2 separate regions of the Mus musculus genome follow, and region 2 is linked to region 1. Evidence: chromatin contacts called from ENCODE Hi-C or POLR2A ChIA-PET data. All regions are on one chromosome and are shown on one strand. Each heading gives the region's core, a stretch centred on a gene start or an enhancer-like site at or near the end of the contact. The rest is flanking DNA. Distances are from core to core; before and after follow the strand shown. Region 1 holds the start of Synpo2 (synaptopodin 2). Region 2 overlaps Synpo2 (synaptopodin 2).

Region 1 (3,385 bases), core at 282-2,781:
CAGAGCCAGAAGTGGACATGGCCCTTTAAGGCCCACCCTTGGTGACCCACCTGTGCTAGGTTAGACACAGTCACAATGATTCCACAGTCTCCAAAAGTGGTGCCACCAGACCAAGTGTTCAAACACAAGACATTTGAGCTGTAACCCCTCTAGCACTGTGAAATGTGTTTGCTGCAAAAGTCCAGCAGTCTGTGATCTTTGCCTGGTGTTAGCAGCCCCAGCAGTGAGGCATGCCCAAGTGCTCCAAGACTGAGAAAGGCAGCAACTCTGAGCTCTGCGCACCAACAGTTGTCGCTGGTGTGCATGTCCCCTGTTCTGTGATCCTCCTGAGGGAATGTAGACAGCCAGGAGCAGCAGTGCCTCCACATACCACCTTCAGCCTCAGAACAGAGAGGTTTTTTTTAGTAAACAGAGTGGAAAATGCCTCAGAGGGAGGGCTGAGGACATCCTCTCTCACTGCTGGTTCTGCTGCCCCGCCCCTCCCACTGGAACGCCAGAGCTCTGTCAGCACCTGCTCAGATGGCATTTCGATAATGTGCCTTGGGAAGGCATAAATATTCCAGGCCCACCAGGCCTTAGTGGGTCAGTAGGTAACGAGGAATCCTCTGACAGAAATCTTGTAGCACATGTCACGGTGACTGCACAAATGTTTAGGCATCACGTTGATTATCTTTGTATGGGGGGAAGAGGGGCTGGAGCTTGGGCAGCTGAAGGCGGTTAGGAGAGGGAGAGCCAGTTTTCCTCAGGGGCTGTGACACTGAGGCTACCACTAGATTATCCTTCACCCACATAGATTGGTGACACCAAGAGGACTCCGTCGTCTAACAAATGAGCACATGAAACTGGAAGGGAGTTGTAGCAGTGGGAAGAGGGGAAGGATGGGGTGGAAAGGGGCCAGGACATGGATTGGATCTAAACACATGGTATGCATGCATTCTCAGACAATACCAGCAAAATCGAAAACATCTTAAACCTTGCGATAGAAAGTTATTAGGAGATAGTTTACTGTGGAAGGCCCTCCTTCTCCTCCTCTAAACATATGTTAGTTCAGAAAAGCACAATTTCAGAAAACATTTTCAAAAATGCTCTTGTTTTATTCCCCCCACCCCTTAAAGGGTTGCTTTCTTCGGGCAGCAGGTAGAACAGCAACGAAACTTGTTTTATCTTTTCTTTCTCATTCATCAATGTGGCAAACATAGAAGTGTTTCTTTGAGAAAGTCTAACTCTCTAGTAATGAGAGAGCTTACGTTTTAGCTGCTTACTTGTGGAGGTTAAAACTCCCACAGCCCGGCTACTATTTATAGAATAATTAAATCTCGGTTCTATTCAGGTGCTGGCACGGAATCTGCTAAAGCAAGAGCAATGTTGTCCTCCCCGCTCTCCATTGGCCCCATTCTGTCCCAAACAGGGATTTTTCTTTTAGTGCGAGGCTCTGTCCTTTTAGCTGAAAAGTGGGCCGAGCAAAGAGCGTGACGCAAGAGAGGGCGGTACAGGTGCTGGGAGGGCGGTGGGGAGGCTCGGCCTCCGCGCACTTTCCCCGCAGCCGGCAGCGGGGCAGCCTTGCGTCCTGCACCCTCTGCACCACCAGCCCAGCTTAAGACGCGTCCTCTCCTGCACCGCGGCTTCCCCTGGCTTTCTCAAGCTCTTGATGCTGCCCAACTGAAAGGAGAAGATGGGCACCGGAGATTTCATCTGCATTTCCATGACTGGAGGGGCGCCCTGGGGGTTCAGACTGCAAGGAGGCAAGGAGGAGCAGCAGCCTTTGCAAGTTGCAAAGGTAGGAGGACCGAGAGAGGCTGTTGGATGCGGGGAAGGTGGGGAGGGGGATGAAAACAACCTGTTGATGGTCTTTCAGGTCATTTGCTTGTCTTCTGCGCTGTTGGTAAACTTATCGAGAATGTGGCTTTAAAAAAAAATTTTTGTGGGAAAATGTATACCATATGTCATATAATTAGCTATCAATCAACGGAGGGAATGCTAATCCTATCATGTGAAATACAGGCTGGTTAATTATCATCTGACAGCCAGCAACCTTAAGCTGCTTCCATAGCATTCTCTCCTTCATGTGTTGCTGGACTCTCCACAGAGGAGACAGGCCTCAGCTCCCCGTAACCACTGGGCATGGACATTTGGTGGGCTCTAACAAATAATTGGTAGTGACATTTATTGTGCAACAGGCGTAAAAGGACCAGTTTGGGGCAATAATCTTTAAGGTATAAAGAACTGTCATGAGATCTGTTTAAGAGACTAGCCTTTTAAGGATTTAAAGAACTGTATATTCCATTGACTATACTCATGTGGCTAAGAGCTCAAGATAGTCATAGATACTTTATTATTTTTTAAAAAATTTATTTTATTAAAATATAATTACATTATTTCCCTCCACTCTTTTTCCTTCCTCCAACTCTGCCTATGTACCCTCCTTCCCCAATTTCTGGATTCTTCTTTAATGTTTAAATATGTAAGTATGTATTTATGTATGTATGTATGGGTACATATATATGTATATATATATGCATAAACTATATAAGTACAGCCTGCTGAGTCTCGTCAGTGTATTCACAGATTCTTTACAATGCATTAATTACAGCTTTCTGGTGCACCTAATAGCTATTTAATACGTTGTTTATCTTTGTCACATTAGATTGATTTTCAGTTTAGCATAATACCCATAATCTCATTTAGATTCGAACTGGCATTCAGCTAAAATGAAGTTAGAAAGCAAGAAAGTAAAAAACTTTTCATCAAATGTTAACATGGAACTGTAGAATTCTGTGCCAGTATTGGAAGGCATCAAAGGTTACTTTCTTGTTGCATAGCTATAGCTAAAATGAATCTAGGCCTCTATGAAGCCCATGGGTCACCGCCTTTGTAGCTATATTCTTTTTTCCCTTTCATAAATGTTCCCTGTGAAGACCGACGTTTCTTTGAAAATTTCTGCTCTCGAGCATCTATTGGAACATTCTTTCTTTGGTAGTTGAATCCTGCCACCTAGTGAGAGGTGCAGAAATGGAAGTTGTGAGCACAGAACTGGAAGATGAAAGCCACTTAGATCTAGAAAGTTCCTCAGACGTCCCAGGTCTTTTAGTTCTTTTGGGACATGGTGTCCTCACCTCGAGCTCCTGTTTGGGAGGGCAGAGAGATGAAAGGATTGGAAGGGAGCTCTGCTGGAATCCTTTAGGAGCCAGGAACCAACAGCAGATAAAACGTGAATGCCAGATTCAGCACATTGCACGGCCTAGGAGACGAAGGCAGATTTGCTCAGTCGTAGCTGGTTGGTTGGCTCCCTGTCAGCCGAGATTTGGGTTCTACTTGCAGTTCGGCCTGAGGCTCGTCAATCACCAGCCCTGACTCAGTTGCCATGGAAGAGGAGATGTTGCCTGGG
Region 2 (3,385 bases), core at 559-3,058, 46 kb after region 1:
CTGAAGGCTTGAGTGTTAACAGCTAGCTCCCCGGCATGATGCTCTTGGGAGGTGATGGAACTTTGGAGAGGTGACACATACTGGGAGTTTTTAGGTGACCACAACGAGGTTGTATAGTGTCAGAAAGTTGTTGTTAACTGTAGAAGTGACCTTTAAGGAGACATTGGGTCCTGGCCACTTCCTTTCTGTCCTTCTTGCTTTCTGGTGGATAATTTGCTGGGTCACGAAATTCAATGTGCTTTGCTTACCTTCACTGGATTCTTTAAAACTATGGATCACAATAAACATTTTTCTTTAAAAGTTGCTATTTCAGTCACAGTCTCGGAAAGCTGACTAACTAACATGGGAGGTGAGCTGGAGAGGGACCCAGGAGGATGAGGGGGGTTCCCTGGGCAGCAGCCTACCTAGAGTTCTTGTGGTCTCTGGTTGAGCAGGGGATGTTTATGGAGTTGAAGGGCTGGAACACAGCAACAAAGAGGGGAGAGGGAGACTGGGGATAGGATGTGCAGGCACCCAGAGATTGAGGGATGTCTGCTGGTGGGTGGCCTATCTGGCCTTCTAGAGGCCACTATGGCTTGTGGTCTGGCAGGGGACCTCTACCAGAGTTGGGACCTGGGATATGGTGATAAGAAGGGGAGGGACAGTTGGAGGTAAGGTGGGTGGTGTGAGCATTGTGAGTGGGTGATACACTTCCTCCAACAAAGTCATATCTACCTCAACAAGGACATACCTCCTAATAGGACCACTCCCTAATGACCAAGCATTCAAATCTACAAACCTGAGAGGGCCATTCCTATGCCAACCACAACAGGAAGAAATGACCTTTCATGTTTGGTCAGTGTCTGGGTTTACCGAAAAAAAAAACTGCTGCAGTCACAGAACACAGAGAGCTTGCAGTGAGCAAAGGAGAGAAGCATGTGGGAGCTAAGCTATGAGTAGTTGGCTCTTCAGATTTTCTAGCAGTTAAAGCAAAGTTTAAAAGAGGTGCATCATCAAATGATACAATAAAACACAGGCTCCCTGAGAGGCTGTCATAAAATATAAAAGCTATAAATTATGATTTACACAGTCCAGGAGTCTTTGCCTTAGCAGAGGCAGGAGACTGCCAATACCTTACAGTACATGGACAGCTCCGCTCGTCCGGAACATTTATCCGCAGGCAGCCACCATGCCTCTGCCCACTGTGGAGCTTACTTTACAATCTCAACCCTGAAACATCATCAGGTTACCCCTTTAGCTCCTGATTTGTCTTATTTGGATTTCTGAGGGGCACCAGGGGGGAGCCAAGACTGTCTTCCCTCTAGTCTCTTTCTGGAACTTTCCTTTTCTCAGGAAATTAATCCCCTCAGTCTGATTGATAGCATACTGTTGTTGGTACAGCATGCACCACCTCCTCTGGATGTCAGAAAGTGTTGGGCAGAGAAACAAGATGAAGTTCCTGCTACCCTTGTGTGTTCCTTAATAGAGCTTGCTCAACACCAAGCTATTCAGAGTGATGGACACAGTGTATTAGGGCTACTTTTAGTGATGCTCTAGAGCTTATGTTTTCTAAGGATATGGTTTTATCTGTATTGAAAAGGTTCAACCGTGCATATATTTGGGAAAGGAAGGTGTTCATGTCCGACAGATGAACGTGATGATGACGACTTACTATATAGATCGAATTCTTTTTAGCTTTAGCTTTGCTATTGACTTGGGGTGGGGGCTTTTAGGTGTTCTTCCAACTGCACTGACCTAGAAATATGAAGGTCCACTATCTCCACCCTTCTAATGTGCTATGGTAACCTTGAGCTTATCCAGGGAAGAAGAGGAGGAGGCTTGTCTTGCCAAGCGTCCAGGATCTGTAGAGGCCGGTGTGCTCCCATGACAGCAGGTTGGCTAGGCAACCTGGAGTGCGCTTGCAAACAAGCCTGGATGTTCTTGCCTGGTTGGCTGCCATTCCCTAAGAAGGCAAGTAGGTACGATAAATTGGACAGTAATGGCTGATGTGCTAACCTTTGAGAAGTGTTGGTATTTTACGGCCAGGGGTTTGTTTGGACAGGACTACTTATCTCCTGAAGGGATTTGTGCACTAATTAGTCAGAGGCAAACTTAAAAAAATATTAGGAACCATTATCTGTGATCACACTTAGGAAATAAGAGGCCTTCCACTAAAGTCAAAAGCATTGATCTTTGAGAAAGCTTGCCAACATGCATTAAATTTTGTGTGGGAAGAAGTACATTTTAAATAGGCCCCACTAAACTAAACCAAATCAAAACAAAACAAGAAACCCTTCAAGCAAGAAACAAACAGATGGCCAAGACCTTATTAGGCTGCTACTTTAATCCTTGAAACCCCACACCAGCTCCAGTGGCAGATGCTGCTTACACCGTTTCTTGAGAAAAAAAATGAGACACTTCATAGCAAGCCAGACCCACACAGATATAAAATATGCATTTTAACCCTCTTTTCTTTGTTTCTTTTAAATTAAGTGTCTGCTGATGGAGATTAAACTATTTATTAGAATACACTTACACACTAGGGTCTTACACCTAATTATCTCAAGATACTGTGAGGCAATGTCTGTGTTACATATTTACATTCATATATAACTATTATGGTAAATCCTAAACAAATACAGATAGATAAAAAGGAGTTTCAGAAACTGGCTTGTAGCTGACCTTCTTACCTTATATACCCATCATATTAGAGCCTTACAATGTTACAGTAAGTACATTTTTTCTGATATAAATGTTTTATTTTTCTGTGTTTTTTTTTAGTTGCTATTGATGTGCACGAGTGTGTGTGTGTGTGTGTGTGTGTATGTGTCTGTGTGTGTGTACACATACAAGTACAACTTTCTGAGTCCATTTAATGTTGGTCATATGTATATTTTTTAGGGCAGACCACTGTGTATTGAATAATCAGTTAGGGGCTAATCCCTATGGAAGACTAATTTCCCTCTCACAGCAGCTGTTAATTTCCTGTAGCTCTCCAACTAAAGGTGGAATTTTGTAAGATTTACCCAATCCGTGTTGGCATGCCAACTGTCGTCCTATTTCAGTCTCGTGTAGGGGATCTTATTTTTTGTATCAGTGATGTGTTCATGTCCAGTCTCTTTTTTTTCGGTTCCATTTCTTAGTTTCCTTGCTTGTAACACCAATCTAAGCACTGTTTCTTCTTATGTCCTGAGATAAGTATCAGTCATTGTAGAAACTCAAGTGTTTCCCTGTCTTTAGCTGGTAAGAGGAGAGTATATTTGTCTCAAGTTCTCTAGAAATCAGAAATGGTCTAAATCATTTTCCCACCCTTGACCCAATTACTGTTGTAGAGAAATGGAATGCGCCAAATATGGTCACATGTTGCAAAATGATGGAAAATATTCCAGGAAGTGTGTGGTAATTT

What was found. Hi-C counts contacts between places; a loop is a spot of excess contacts on that map. ChIA-PET counts read pairs that join two places held with the same protein, here RNA polymerase II (POLR2A).
Region 2: a loop to region 1 is called in a map of heart, with 2.7 times the contacts of the local background. The contact joins the enhancer-like site here to the promoter of Synpo2 in region 1. A Hi-C loop is called at or near these places in 2 of 37 maps with a recorded cell type or tissue (both heart). POLR2A ChIA-PET finds 5 or more read pairs at or near these places in 1 of 5 experiments (Patski).

The regions. Positions count from the first base shown.
Region 1 is chr3:123,234,295-123,237,679 of GRCm38, reverse strand. Synpo2 (synaptopodin 2) reads left to right here and starts at 1,531. Exons shown (of 5, transcript NM_080451.2): 1 at 1,531-1,777. The coding sequence starts at 1,673.
Region 2 is chr3:123,188,999-123,192,383 of GRCm38, reverse strand. All of the region lies in intron 1 of Synpo2 (synaptopodin 2), which reads left to right. Among named protein-coding and RNA genes, the nearest start is that of Synpo2, 45 kb to the left of the region's middle. Within about 2 kb of position 1,808, at least 1 of the 3 ENCODE cell types and tissues checked has a DNase peak (open chromatin) inside an H3K27ac peak, as active enhancers do; it is heart, where a contact is called at or near this core.